2 separate regions of the Homo sapiens genome follow, and region 1 is linked to region 2. A link is a contact called in ENCODE Hi-C or POLR2A ChIA-PET data. All regions are on one chromosome and are shown on one strand. The core of a region is the stretch at or near the end of the contact, and the rest is flanking DNA. Distances in the headings are between cores, read along the strand shown. Region 1 overlaps BOC (BOC cell adhesion associated, oncogene regulated). Region 2 overlaps BOC (BOC cell adhesion associated, oncogene regulated).

The links. Hi-C counts contacts between places; a loop is a spot of excess contacts on that map. ChIA-PET counts read pairs that join two places held with the same protein, here RNA polymerase II (POLR2A). Pooled maps may share reads with other maps.
Region 1: a map of mammary epithelial cell shows a loop between it and region 2 (6-fold over the local background). The contact joins two enhancer-like sites. A Hi-C loop is called at or near these places in 5 of 168 maps with a recorded cell type or tissue (PC-3, PC-9, mammary epithelial cell and 2 more) and 4 of 50 pooled maps. POLR2A ChIA-PET finds 5 or more read pairs at or near these places in 7 of 52 experiments (H1, PC-9, WTC11 and 3 more).

Annotation. Positions count from the first base shown.
Region 1 is chr3:113,273,511-113,280,776 of GRCh38, reverse strand. It overlaps BOC (BOC cell adhesion associated, oncogene regulated), which reads right to left. Exons shown (of 20, transcript NM_001378074.1): 9 at 6,095-6,402; 10 at 2,520-2,682; 11 at 1,994-2,104; 12 at 1,322-1,528; 13 at 772-953; 14 at 114-219. Among named protein-coding and RNA genes, the nearest start is that of BOC, 66 kb to the right of the region's middle. RefSeq lists enhancers at 4,173-4,252, 4,663-4,762, 7,004-7,266. Within about 2 kb of position 4,326, at least 21 of the 41 ENCODE cell types and tissues checked have a DNase peak (open chromatin) inside an H3K27ac peak, as active enhancers do.
Region 2 is chr3:113,227,920-113,234,902 of GRCh38, reverse strand. The region is part of intron 2 of BOC (BOC cell adhesion associated, oncogene regulated); the gene reads right to left. Among named protein-coding and RNA genes, the nearest start is that of BOC, 20 kb to the right of the region's middle. Within about 2 kb of position 3,347, at least 4 of the 41 ENCODE cell types and tissues checked have a DNase peak (open chromatin) inside an H3K27ac peak, as active enhancers do.

The DNA.
Region 1 (7,266 bases), core at 3,077-5,576, 45 kb before region 2:
TGTCACACCAGATGCAGGTTTATGCTTCACCAGATTTCACCAATACCTTGTCCCCCATGCCAGCGGAGGAAACTATATCACGCAGAAGCTATAAACACAGAACTGTGTCTCACCTTCCACCATATCCTTCTTGTAGTCACTATCATTGTCACTGTCTGTGGGTCGATAATAGATATAAAAGCCATGGATTGGGGTGTTGTTGTTACTTGCTGGGATGTACTATAGGGAATGGAGAAGAAACAAGTTGACAATGGGCAGAGAAAACATCATCAAAGCAAAACCACTGGTGTATGAAGGTTCTACCCCAGTCCAGAGTTTGAATTTCACTTGGGACCCCTGGCAAAGATTTCTAATGATATCCCTGAGGTTCTCTGAAAAATGTTGTAAAGATTACTCATTATTTTATTTAGCCTAGAGGTCCCTAAGCTTTTGAAGAGAAGAAACAAATTGCCATTTCTCCAAAGACTTCAATTGCTTCTGATCTCCCTGGACATGTGAGGGGCCCCTGTGGCTGAGAAGGGGCCCTGAACAGTTGTGTTGGGATCCCCTGTGGTGTCAGGGGAAGGGCAGGAAGGAGGGTGAGGTCTACCAGGTCAAGGCACCAGAATCAACAGGAGACCACTAGAGCAGCTCCAGCCACTAAGAGCCTCCCAAATTCCACTGATGAAGCTTTCAGGTGCCCTGTTCGGGGGAGTCTAATCCCCAGGCTCACAGGGAAGGGCATTTAGGGGAGGCCGTCTTCCACTGCAGTCCACGGCCAGGCCCGCTTACCATCCACTTGAGCATGATGGTGGTCTCATTGACCGCATCCGTGAAGGTGATATAAGGACCTGCCACGGGCCTCTCGTACACGCGACCGCTGTAGCCCGACACCACGTAGGGCCGAGAGGGGGCGCTGGGCTCGCTCTCCCCCAGCATGTTCAGAGCCCGGACTCGAAACTTGTAGGAGGTGCCTGGTGAGAGGGACACTCACTGAACTCAGGAGCTGGGAAATACCTTCTGATTCTCCCATGGCCTTTCAAGGCCCAGGACCTGGAGGGGTCTTCTGGGCAGCCCTTCCCCAAAGCAAGTTCTCAAAGGCCTCACAAGAACACCCGCCACTGTCAGAGCTGAGCTGCAGGGGAGATGGCTCTGGATGCTCTTCTGGAGGGAGGCAGAAGGCTTTAGGACTGTGGTAAACACCACAGACAGCAACATGGAGGCATGCTGGTGGGTGGGGGCCTGGGCCGAGAGAAGGGGATCCCAGGCTCGTCATCCTCCTCCAGGCGGAAAGGGGCAGCTGGGGGATCAGGCCAAGGCCACGGTGTGGCCAGGCCCCTACCTTTCTCTAGGCCCGTGATCTCCACGGACAGCCGCGATGGGGGGATGGCGCTGGTGGCCAGAATCCAGTCTCCCACTTTCTTTAGCTTCTTGTACTCCACACGGAAGGACTGGATTGGGAACCCACCATTCCCACGGGGAATCCAGGTCACGTACACTGAGGTCTCGGAGGCCGTGGAGATGGTGGGCCTGTCGGGAGCTTCTGGGGCTGGGAAAGACCGTATCCAGTGAGGAAGGAAGCAGGGTGAGATGACGTGAGGAAGGAAGCAGGGTGAGATGACGCTGTATGCCCACTGGGCCTGGCCTGCTCCTGACGGGCCCGCTCCTCCCCACAGCCCTCCACCCACTGGTGTTCACATCAGACCTCCCCACGGCTGCCTGGGCTTTGAGCTAAGACCCCTTATGCTATCCTTCTGCAAAGCCAGAGTGTGGAGGCCCAAGGACCACAGCTCTGGCCTCTGCTGCTCTCTGGATGCACCCAGTGAGCAATCCCAGCATCAATGCCAGCCTTTTATTTAAAAAGCTCCAAACTACATTTCCTCATTGTGGTTAACTGGGAGATGTCATAAAAACCCTGGACCTACAGAAGCAAGACCCCATTCAGCCATGGGAACAGGCCTCTGAGGCAGTTCCAGTCCTGACTGCGCGTCCGTCCCTGCTGCTAGCGGCTTACGGGAGAGGCGGCCGTGGTCTGGCTGGCTGCTGCTCTGGGGACTGGCTCCAGGGTCGTCTCTCTGGATCTGCTGCTCTTTGCTGGCCATGATCTCGGGTTTGGGCCGCCGTCCTGGGTGGAAATGGGTTGTAGTCAGCAAGGGAGGAAGCAGGCATGAGATCTCCCTCCCACAGAGTCCTTTTTGCCTGAGACTCTGCTAAGCGGCATGACAAAGTGATGCAAATAAGCATCCGGGGCACTGAGGGTGTGGGCTCAGCCTCGGCCGAGACTGGTTCTGTTGTGGTACTATTGCTGGCCCCTGTGTGAGAGAGGGATGAAGGGGTGCCAGAGAGGCCGGCTGGCTACTCTCCTGATGAGAGCTGGGACCTCAGCCTAGCACACAAACCACAAGGAGGCAGTAGCTGGAAGGAAAGATGAAGTTCAAGGTGAACAGCTGGGGCAAGGTGAGCAGGAATTCTCACCTGGGCCAGTGGAACTTGCTTAGACCCACGGAAACCCTAAGCAAGGGGCAATGTTTGACTCTCACCAGTTCGGAAGGTGACCATGGCTGTCTGGCCCTCTCCCGCACAGTTGTAAGCTGCCATCTCCACTTCATACAAGCTCCCGGGGTCAAGTCTGGTGAGGGTCAGGCGGTGCTGGTTGGCTGGAATGCCAGAGATGGTCCAATCGTCAGAGGAATTTGTGACCTGCTGGAGAAGGTAGCTGGTATAAAGACCGGCATCTCAGCCTCGGGCTACGAGTGGGCTATGGTTTACAAAGAAAGCAGCGCTGAGCCCAAGAGGGCAGGAGAAGGGGAAGGACGATAAGCCAGGTTGGGGTTAGGGTGGCACAGCCTCGGACTGGCCCCCCTGGCTATGGGACACCAACCTCACTGGGACATTCAAGTCAGGCTCCCTGATCCCTCGTCTAATGATCTCATCAAAGAAACCTCAGTGGGGGAAGTCAGACAGCCTGACTGATATTGCTGAGAACTCCTCCAAAGACCTTCTCTCCCTGTATTTCAAAGAATCTCCATGTTTTGTTTTCTTTCTCCTTCTGTATGTAAACCAAATGCAGTTCCCTCTGCTTATATTCTAATGAGACACAATGATGAGAAAGGTAACGAAAGTATCAGCACCCATTAAAATAGCAACATTCGCTAAGCACTTGCTCTGTGCTATGCATGGAACTAAGCAGTTTATAGGTGCTACTTCCTTTTCCTCAAAATAGCCCAAAAGATTGGTGTTAATATTGTTTCCACTTCACAAATAGGGAGACTAAGGTTTAGAGAAATGAGCAATTTGCTCAAGGCCACACGGCTAGTGAGCACCAAAACGGTGACTTGACTCCAAAGAGCATGCCCATCATTGCACCCTATCCTGGGAAGAAGAGTCTGGGATCCAAAGTCCTGGGTTCAAATCCCGGTTGTGTAACTCAGAGCAAGTCCCCTAACTCTCTGACCCTTCAGCTCTGCATTTCACCAATGAGGCAAATAAACTCTCTCAGGTTATTCTGAAGATTAAATGAGAGAAGTTGTATAAAGTGCCCCACAGTGAGCTTGGTGCACAGTAGATGCCCAGCAAATGCCTGGCCTCTCTAGACCCCTCTCCACATCCTCAGCCCAGTGCAGTTTCTATCATTTCAATCCTCTTTGTTTCCGCTCCTGCCTTCAGTCCTTGCTCAGAACTTAAAAACTGTGGATGAATTGTGACTGTGATGGATTAATCTTTAATAGCTTCAAATTCCTAGCTCTTTAAAGGAAAAAGTAAGGGAGCTCCAGGCTCCCCAACAGGTGATGCTGAGAGGCTGCTCATCTTTGCCGCGCCACCTTTCGGGACAACAGACTTTACTGCCAACTCTACACCCCAGAGAACCTGCTGGAGCCTCAAGTTGTGGTTTGCTGAAGGAAGAAAACAGCTGTAAGGAAAAGCTCTTCTCTCTGAGCAGAATATTCCAAAGTCGAACAAAACCTACCATTCAAGGCACAGGAATGGTCTGGGCTCATTGTCAGGCTTCCAGGATTTGTTCCAAGGGGAGACGTTTTTACAAACTGAGACTCCCCAGTGGTGCTGGAAACCCAAACACAGTAGCCCAGGGTCTGCAGATGCACCAGGAAATGAAACTTGCTTCATGGATGTGAAACAGTGAAAATTAGCTGAATGATTCCCAATCCCCAGCAAGAGAAGGGGGATGAAAAAACACAGCCCGAATGCTGACTTTCGATTTCAAATTCTTTCTCGGGTGATCTTTAAGACTTGTTAGTTCCGTAAGAGAGGAACTGCTTTCAAGCCAGAACTTCTGCCTTGGCAACCCCAGGCTGAGGAGACCCCAGGCTGGAGCCTGAGAGAAGCCAGACGCAGCAGGGGCCTGTCCGGACTCTCACTTCCCCTGCGCCCCATGTACCCTGCCCTCCCAGCACTGGCCTCACACTTCCACTGGGCCCAGAAATGAAAATAAGAAATAGAAGGGTAATTAGTCACTGTCACACACACTGAGGGGGTGAATGCGGCCTGAGCCTGGCATTTCCGGATCACCACGGCATGGCCTTTGCCAATCTGCCTCTTCTGCGAGGCTGCTTCACGGCCACCTATTGGCCTGAAAAATATTAGTCTTGCTCTCATGCTGGGTTTTGTCTCCTGGGAACCATGGGCGTTTGGCCTGCCCTGATCTTTGTCTACAACTCTGAGATGGAGGTGTCCAGTTACATGGGGAAATAGGATTAGGACCAGCCCTGCCCTACAACATGTGAACAATGCTGCTTTTTGTTAAAAACTCATTCACCCGCTTTGCTGGCTGCCTATGAAGAGGCCAGCAGGTGGAGGGCTAATGAGAAACTGCTCGCCCCGTCCCCCTGCCTCTGGGGAGGCAGCAGAGGGAGCATAGGGGGTGCTCTGCCTTAGGTGTCTTTCTGACAACCCCAGGGTCTCTGTGGACTTGTCCTGACCCAAGGACTTCTAGGAGAGCATGTAAGGGGAAAAAAACAGAATAGAAGGAGTCAGGGGCCAGGGCTCCAAGGCAGGGAAACAGCTTCCGCACAGCTAGCGCTCTCCACTGTGCAGGGTTGGTTCTGTTTTCTTGCTTGTTTGTGGAGGTGGGGAGGAGTGGAGAAAGACTTTTAATTCCACATTCATATGCTTTCCATCAAGTGCACATAGCATTTTTATAAGCAAAATCAGCATGTATATGCTTTTATCACATACAATTTTTAAAAAACCATTTAAGAATAATAGTTTTCTACTATCAAATGGCCTTAGAAAGAAAATGGCATATACTTGGAGTGAACAAAAACATTTTCAAGGACATTTTCTTACAGGGAATTTCATGTCCTCATCCCTGTGGGGTAACGGCAGGTAAGAGCACGGCCTTGAGCGAGAGTGGCGGCCTGGGGACCCTGCCCTGCCTCACAGGACACAGTGTCCAGGAGCATAGGCCTGGCTGGGCTCTGCCCCCGCATCCTGTCAGAGCCCGAGACTCCCTCCCTGACAGCTCCTGAAGCATTCACCTGGACAGACTTCCTTCTGTCAAGGAGAAACAGCTGAGGTCTGAACAACATGATGTGCTTTGAGCTCAAATGCCTGCTTGTCCAACCCAAGCCATGACAGATTCTGAGAACTGAGCGGGTGTTTCACAGCCTACAGAGAAAACACTTGTTCACAAATATTTGTTTTCCTGGCATTACAGCTGGCTTACCATGCCAGGGTTCCTGCAGGTATGTACCCAGCACGGCTTACTTTCATAAAAAACCAAAATGTAACATCAACAACTAACGACAGAGGAAAGCAAGAAGGAGGGTGATGGTTACCAGGGAGACTGTTCACGGTCTCCTCAGGGACTAGAAGCCAGTGTGAGCTTCTGGGAATTGAGTGCATAGAGCTTAGTACTGGATGCACGCACAAGGCTTTTTCCTGGGCCTTCCAGGGTCCCACACACCCATCTTACAACCAGCTTCCTGGGAGGTGGCAGGGATGGACACTGGAGGAGACAGAAGGGCCTGTTTAGTGGTGGGGATTACCGGCTCAGGCTTCAGGAGCTCAAGGGGAGATGGCCAAGAGACAGTGACTCTGCTCAGCCTTGCTGGAAAGGCTGTGCAGGGGAGGCAGCAGCCCCACACCAGGGCCATACCTTGCGGTGTTTCACCACATAGTAGAGGATTGGCGCCCGGCCACTGCCCTCATGCCGAGGCCGCCACACCAGTTCATATGAGTCTGTCTTGGAGGTGCGGGGCGAGCTGAGGATGATGGGAGCCTCGGCGGGAGCCCCCTGCCCCTTCTCTCCTGGACACTGCGGGGAAGCAGGCCCCACTGACGTTGGGGGTCTGGGGAGCGCCGGTTGCCCCCTCAGCATCTGCTCAGGGTTGCCGAGTTTGGAGGGTGATACAGGAGGTGTGCCAGTAGCCAGCTCAGCATCCTGCCATAGCCTTGGGGTTATGCCTGGAGGACCAACAGGAAGCAGAAGGAAAGGTTAGTCTCCTGGTTTACCTGCTGAGCTGTTGTTCCTGGGGAGAAAACAGAAAGAAGACAGAGAGGCAACCTGGGCCCACCATCAGCTGTACCGCCACCCACTCTGTGCTGCCCAGCCAGGCTCCGTGGAAGACAGCGCTGGTGTCCCTGTCCTGCCAGAAGGAAAAGGCAGGCTGGCCTGCCTGGCCAGGGCTCAGGGGTGGCTTGGGTATGGCAAGCAAACTCCTGAATCCACGTGAGGTGCATCTCCAGTGAACTAACTCAATTTTCTCCCGAGGCCCAGGAACCCTGCGCCTTCCTTCTCGGTCTAGGCTGGAGGTGGGGACATGTCCCTTCATGGTGGAATTTTAACACCACGGCACCATGTGGGCCTTTTCCTACTGAATATGAGATATGAACGCAACTGGGAATGTCCTCTGAGAGTCTGTGAGGCCAGGAGGGGCAGTGCTTCCTTCAGGAGGTTTCCACAGAATCTGCCAGCACCTGTCTCTCCTCTACCTGACCTTCCCCACCACAGGACATGGGCACCCGATAATGCTGACTTAGCATCGTATTATATTCATTGCTGTATTTTTCTCAAGTTGTTTCCCTGGTAAGTTTCGTCTCCATAGGGGAGTTCTCGAGGGCAGGGTCTTTGCCCTGTTGCTCTGCATCCCCATTACCTCTCCCTAGGTTGAGCATGGTCACTGCTCAGCTGGCATAGGCCCCAACTGGAATGAAGCTTGCTGAGAAGGACAGACTGGCTTTTCTTTACCAAAGCACTAGAGTGGTGGTTGTCAAACTGGGTTCCACAGAAATATTTTTTTAAAATACAGCAATTAAATGGGTTATTTT
Region 2 (6,983 bases), core at 2,098-4,597:
GAAGCGCTCGAGGGAGCAAGCCAACCCTCAGCCTGCAACACATACGGAACCACAGACAAGGAATTTCCCCCGAATCATCCAAAAAGGCAACAGGATATGGCTCCCAAGTGCAGTAAAAACAAGGCACTCTGCTTAGTGTTCATGCTGAGAGGAGCAGATAGAACAGCTGGCAATCCCAAAGTCATTCCTGATGAGAGGTGCAGGTCCCTGGTGGGCACTGGGCGCAATTCAGTGCTGACAGTAAGCACCCTCTAGGTGCCACACACTGTACAAAAGGCTTAGGGGATGTAGAGGAAAACAAGGCACAGCCTCCAGTCTTCAATGAGCTTAGGACCTAGCCCCCATCAGCTTTGACAACATCTTTCTATTATACCAAAATTGAAATGTAGCATGGCCTCAAGAAAGGTTAAGCTACAAGATAAACTGTGGATTTTATTAAGAACAGGCAGGGAGCCAGAAACACTAACAAAGGCATCAGGAGAATGATAAAAGAAATGTACACAGGTTCCTACACACATGTGTGCACATGCCCATGTGCACACATACACACACACAGGCCGTCCTCAGTACATGGGAAGGTCAGTTCTCCAATGTAGCTTCTTTCACAAGTCTTAAAAGAATTCCCCTTTCGATCATCTATATTCATTCCTCACACAGTCCTAGAAGATTTGTCAAAGTCTGTCAGTTAAGGCAGGAAAAAGCCCTAGAGCTAACAGAAGTCTATGTGTCAGCATCGCTTAAGCTTCAGCTTTATCATCTACACTGTCATTTTCACACTGCAGTGTAACTTACTTGTTTATAAGTCTCCCACCTCAACATATAGCAGGTACTCAAAGAATGTTTGCTAAGCTGTAAAGACCTCCTACCTCTAAGGTCTTTTCCAGGCCTAACTAGTCCATGGAGTTTGGATCTGATGAATCCCAGGTGGGACTCCGGCTGCAAAGTGGAGCTTGAGCAGGGGAAGGTGATACGTGAGTGTCTGATATTCCCGTTCCTATCTCCCTTAGGGATTTGGTTTGGGAGCCCGCCGTGGTTCTTAATTAGTGGAGAAGGCAGGCAGGACATAAGACCTTCCAAGCATGGGGTGGGTGGGGGTGGGCTGAATGTGGAGAAGAAGAATGTAAAGAGAAGTAGGCGCCTGACGAAGCTCAATTCCATTCGATGGGCAGGTCTCAAGTACCCATTCCATGTCAGGCAGCCCACTAGGCAGCGGTGAGGTCCCCAGCTCTTCATGCCCCCAGAGCCCAGCACACTGTTAAGTGTTTAGGGTTCAACTGACCGTTAGACCAAGGACTCAGGAATAGCAATGAATTCACCTGAGATGCCAAGGTGAAAGGTCATGGTGGAGAGAAGCGAGCACTGTAGTCACATAGACTAGCGAGGAGCTGTTTTCTTGGTATGAGAAGCTGGGCATTTAGGGAGGTCTGGGGGTTAAAAAGACTCATTTTGATTTCCTCTGTTAGTTAGGCAACATAATTACTACCAATTCCAATTAAGCTGTCACTTGCAGTCATTCTCTATGCCCCTTCCTCGTGATGATTAAGCAACCAATGGCCCTAGGCCCACATTTATACCCTCCACATGACTCAAAATAGGTCTCAGGTGCTGTGACCCGGACTGAATGAGGATCAGGCTGCTGCATCTTGGCCTGTCTTTCTCTGGGGCTGATTCAAACAGATGCCAGGCAAAGCCAGCTCCAACCCCCGACACACACACACACACACACACACACACACACACACACACACACACACCCCAATCCTTTACATGCTCATGCATGCTTGCAGGAAATCTGATGCATTCAAATAAAAATCTAGGCCTTGGGGTAAAATAGCTGAACTGCTGAAGTCAATGACAAGATGGGAGGTGAGAAGCTACCATTCTTCAGTTCGCATCTGGCTGCACTGCGACATGGACAACATTCCTCCTAGACTTTTATGCAAGCAAGAAACCCTTACCCCGAACTTTAAAAGGAACAGTTTGGCACAGGACAACAAAATCAACTCGCATAGGGATGCTGAAGGAAAAACAGATCACATTAGTAAACATCTATAACAATGACTGGCACTAAGTAGGTATCCCATAAGTGACAGCAACTTAATAAATCTGAATAACTCCTTTTAGGGTTACTTTTAGGAATATTTTCATTAGTCTAATGCTTACTGCAGATTCATCCCCAGTACTTCACAAAAAATATTTAAGAAGAGGCAATATCTCAGGGGCTGGATACCTCCCTCATAGGGTGGCCCAGCATCCTGCCTTGGACATGTGCATTCTCCACCTCTAAGACAGGCAGGCATGTGCACGTGTGCACACACACACACACACACACACACACACTCGCACAGCAAACAGCTCCAGCTCTAGCTGCTAAGTATGCTTTGGAGTCATGACAGTTTACTTTCTTTCCCATCTGACCTCATACAAACTCACTTTCTTTGCCACCTCCCTGACCCCCAAATATACACATTCAGTCCCCAACTTCATCCCCAATCCTTCCTTTCTCAATTACAAAGTTCTTTTAAATCACCTAAAACTTAAATAAATATCAATTTGGAAATCTGAAGCATGCTGCAGTTGGTCTGTCAAACAGTCCCTGCCTTCTGCTGGAAGCCCCCAGCCCCAACCCCTGCCAGCTCTCCCCAACTTGGGAAGCTCAGTGGCCTCGGTGCAAGGCTGGCACATGCAGAGAAAACAAACACATGGAGCCTTGCCAGCTGGATCAGGCACCACTGTTTACAGCAGGAGCAAAGTGTGGGGAATTGGAGAGGCATGAAGAAGGGAAGGAGCAGAGGGGGTGGGGATAATTCTAGCCTCCTGCTCTTAGGCTCCACCAGTTGCAAAGAGGATCCCCCTGCTGAGGTTCTGCCATTCCCAGGTACACACAGCACAGCCATCCACCATGACTAATGATGGATGTGACTAATACCATCACTATGCTGCAGGCAAACAGTGAGAGTCCATGAGAGCAGAGAGCCTTCTATGTTGTTCATTCACATATCCCCAGCATCAATCACAATGCTTGGCACATAGTAGGAGTGCAGTAAGTATTTGTTGATTAAATGAACAGATGAGCTCTTTTCCTGCCTATCTCACAAGGTTACAGTGGCAGAGGGGTGGGGATGTAGTGGTGGAAAGGAGATTAGTGAGGAATATTCTAAAAACCTACCAGATATTAAAATATGCCACCGAAAATAATTTAGGAAAATGCTATATTAAGAAAAGCTATCAGATTTCTTTACTGCAGGCCTTTTCTGAGCCTTTAGTATGCTATTATGCATCATGAATCACCAAGAGTGGGAGAGAGTATGCACTAAAGTCTGTACCCACAGGCTTGGACTCACTTGACCACAAACCTGGACTCATTTGACAAAACTATCCTTTTTTCTCACAGTACCATTAGTGATGAGACCTTCACCAAATACTCTTTGAGAAATACTGGCCTAAGAGGTTCCTGAAGAATGTCCTTAAGCAATTTGCAAACCATCATGATCCCATTTTATAATTTAAAAAAGTTACTTATGAATATGTGGTGTGTAGTTATCTGGGTTGTCATAGAAAAATGTCAGGAGACACTTAAATTTTAGTATCAGTTATCTCTGAAGATCAGGGGATTTGCCCTTTTAGCTTTAAATACCTTGGAAATTTTCAAACAAGGTATGTAGCATCGCTTTTGTAATTAAAAAGGCAAATTTGAAAAAAAGCTATCTCCAAATATTCTCATGCCACCACTGATATTTTATCTTCCCATCTTCCCATAGGCCTCATTTCCCAACCACCCCTTCAACCATAAAATGTTGTTCCTTGCCCCATTATCACATTTAAGGAATATGCTATGTCCATATTCCTTAATCTCCAGCAATCAATTCCTCCAGCTTATAAAGAACACTTCCCCTAATTCCAGGATTCTGTTGCATTCACACAATGTGGATAAGTATTTTTGGGGAAAAAGAAGAAAATACATTTAATATTTTGTTAACAAACTTTACAGATCTGAAATTGCTTTGTTTAGTAAGTTATATAAAATATACCATCTAATACTTAGTTTGCTGAAATAGTCATGTTGAGCAAGTTAACATTTAAAGATTGCCTTTTTTCCTGCTAAATTACTAATTTCCTACTGATTTGTAAATACAAGTTAAAAATCACTGAGATTTATTGAATGTACTACACTAGATTTTGTTGCAACATGGGATTGAGGCATATATTTACAACAAAAAGAAACTACCAATCTTAAATAAAATTATTTGACCACTTGTTGAATTAACATGTGCAAGATAATGAGCTAATACATATGAATGATCTTGTCTAACTACTAAACAACTATATGAGGTCGGTAGTATTCTCATCCCATTACACAGATGCAGCAAGTGAGACTCAAAGAGATTAAGGAACTTGCTTAAGTAAAGGATTCAAAGCCTAGACTGTCTGCTTCCCCTGCTTGCTGGTCTTGGGGTCCTTGGCAGCTTAAAGCAGTTATACAACAAAACTGTTTTCAACAAAGGAATTAAGAAAGGCAGAAAACAAAGTAAGTCTGAGTTGGAATCATGCACTAGCCACCATGTTTCAGGATGGATTGGTTTGGCAGATTCTCACAATGTACTCTGCATACGTACTCCTGAAGATGCATTTGCACCTGCAGTCCCGGAAGTTCTCCACACCTACAGTCGGTCCTGAGTGTCTGAGTATTGAAATACAGCCCAAAGATTGGTAGCAGCGCTTTGAATCTAGGATCCAGGTGATATGCACCACTATGTACTGAGAGACAAGAAGATGCTTCTCATTTCTTAACCTAGGTTCTCTCATTTTCCTTCTGTTCTCTGATAACATTAAATGTGTAGCTCCCAATTCTGACTGCACAGGAGAATCATCTGGGGATACTTTAAAATATAACAATGCCTGGGCAGCACCTCAAGCAAATGAAGTTAGAATCTCTGGGGAGATGGGAGCTTGACATCAATATTTTCACCACTCCTTCCTGGAAATAGTAATGTGCAGCCAGCGTTGAGAATCCCAGTGCAGGTGTCTCTGCCGTGGATTTTGGGGTCATTTTGGTAAGGAATATCTGCCAGAAATGTTCTGTACTGGATACGGTGTTTGAAATTGAACACTTTGCATAAAGATGTTCCTTACTGTATCATTTCAAAGAAATTCTTATAATTTTTAAAGCTAAAATACATATTTTTTCTCACACAAATTAAATATCTTAATACATTTTAAGGAAGAAAACATTTTTCCCAAAAAGCTTCTCTCAGATTTCCCCAGATATTTTCTGGATTTTCAGATTCTTCATTTTCTCTTCTTTGCACAGAAATAAAGATGAAAGAGGAGGCCGCCATTGCAAAGAACATCTACTTTGGGGGCCAAGGCGGCCTCTACAGTAGCAAAGGTGACAAACAGGTCCCTGAGCCATAGTGGCTGCTGCTGACTGGGGCCAGGAACAATTGCTTCTAGGGGCAGGGATAGGATGGCCCTAAGGTAGATGCTAGCAGAGGTGGGATGTTTTCCAAGCATGCGCAAATTTAAGCGTTTGGACATCAAAGCCTGAGAAGCCACCAATGACTGCTTTAACAAGGCCAGCAGCTTCCAGGGACTCAGATCACTGAGAAGTAGAACAGCCGTTGGCCATCCAAGGGTCCCAACATCCTCTTAATACCAGATCAGACCAGAGGGCTTTGGCTCCACTGAAACCAGCTGTAAAGGGTTAACAGTGAGCTTCTAGCTCCTGGCCTTCCCGAAGGAGTCGATTTTCAGTTTGGTCCCTACTGGGGGAGGAGACAACCCTCTACCCCACCTCAGAGCTGCAGCCGCACTCCTTCCCGGCCCTCCCAGTCCAGGAATGAAGCTGCCTGCTGCCCAACATATACCCAGACTAGTTTAATCTCCTTCCAAATCCATCTTGTGTCTTAACTTCTGCCAAGAATAAAAATTAAAACACACACACACATACATCATGCATGTATGGGAGCGGAGGAGCAGGCTGGAACTTTAAACTGAAAAAGACCAGGCAGGGATGGGAGGGGCAGGTTGCCTGCTGAAAGTCAGGGCCTTGGAGGCACCCTGCCTGAGGCCTCTGCTACACCCTGGGATCAGATCAGAGGGGAAGGGTTTGAAGTGTCTTCCCTCCTGTCCCTACAACACCCTATTTCATACCCTTTAACTACATACCCCACCCAGCCCTGACCCAGAGGAGCTCAGAGCAGCTGGACTGCAGTGCACTCCAGAGACAGGAAGTGGACCCCACTCCCCCAACATTTGGAACAGCCCCATTCTTTGCCTGCTTTCTCCTGCCAACTTTAAAATGAATAAAACAGTCACTGGAATGGCACATGGGGCCTGGTAGTGCAGGCAGCTTGCAGGCTGCTTATGGCCACCCAGAAAAAGGGTCTGGAGATGGAGTCTTCATTCTCATAATCCTGACCTACCTCACCCAGGGCCTATTAATGACTGAATCTGGGGGCCAGGCACAGAGAGCAGTTCTGCCCCAGTCTCTCCTATTCCTCCTTGCTGACTTCCTCCTTCTCAGCAAAATCAGGAGCCCTGTACTCCTAATCCTTCACCTGAGAGGCTCTGTCATTCCCTCTCAGTGTCCCCTAGGATTCGAATAATGGGCCCCACCTCAACTCTACACCATCATCTGCCCCGTCCCCCCAGGATGGTGCGCTAAGCACTAACTTACTTATACCTGTCCAGATGGAAAGCCAATGTCTCATGAAATCACTTGCCTCACAAGTCAATAATGCTTATTGAACATCCATTAAATACTCGGCTCTGGGAATCCAAAGGTAAAATTCAAGCTCAACATATGGTAAAGGAGATGCACAGAAACATCTCAGAGCACCAGGGAACAATCGCAAATCAAACCCTAGTACCTGGGCAATGCTCTTTCCTTTCACTTCACTGTTGGAAGGTGGTAGAAAAGCTGGATTACAGACTTCTTTTGGAAAGAGTAACCTTGTGGCATCCATCTTTGACCTATCCTG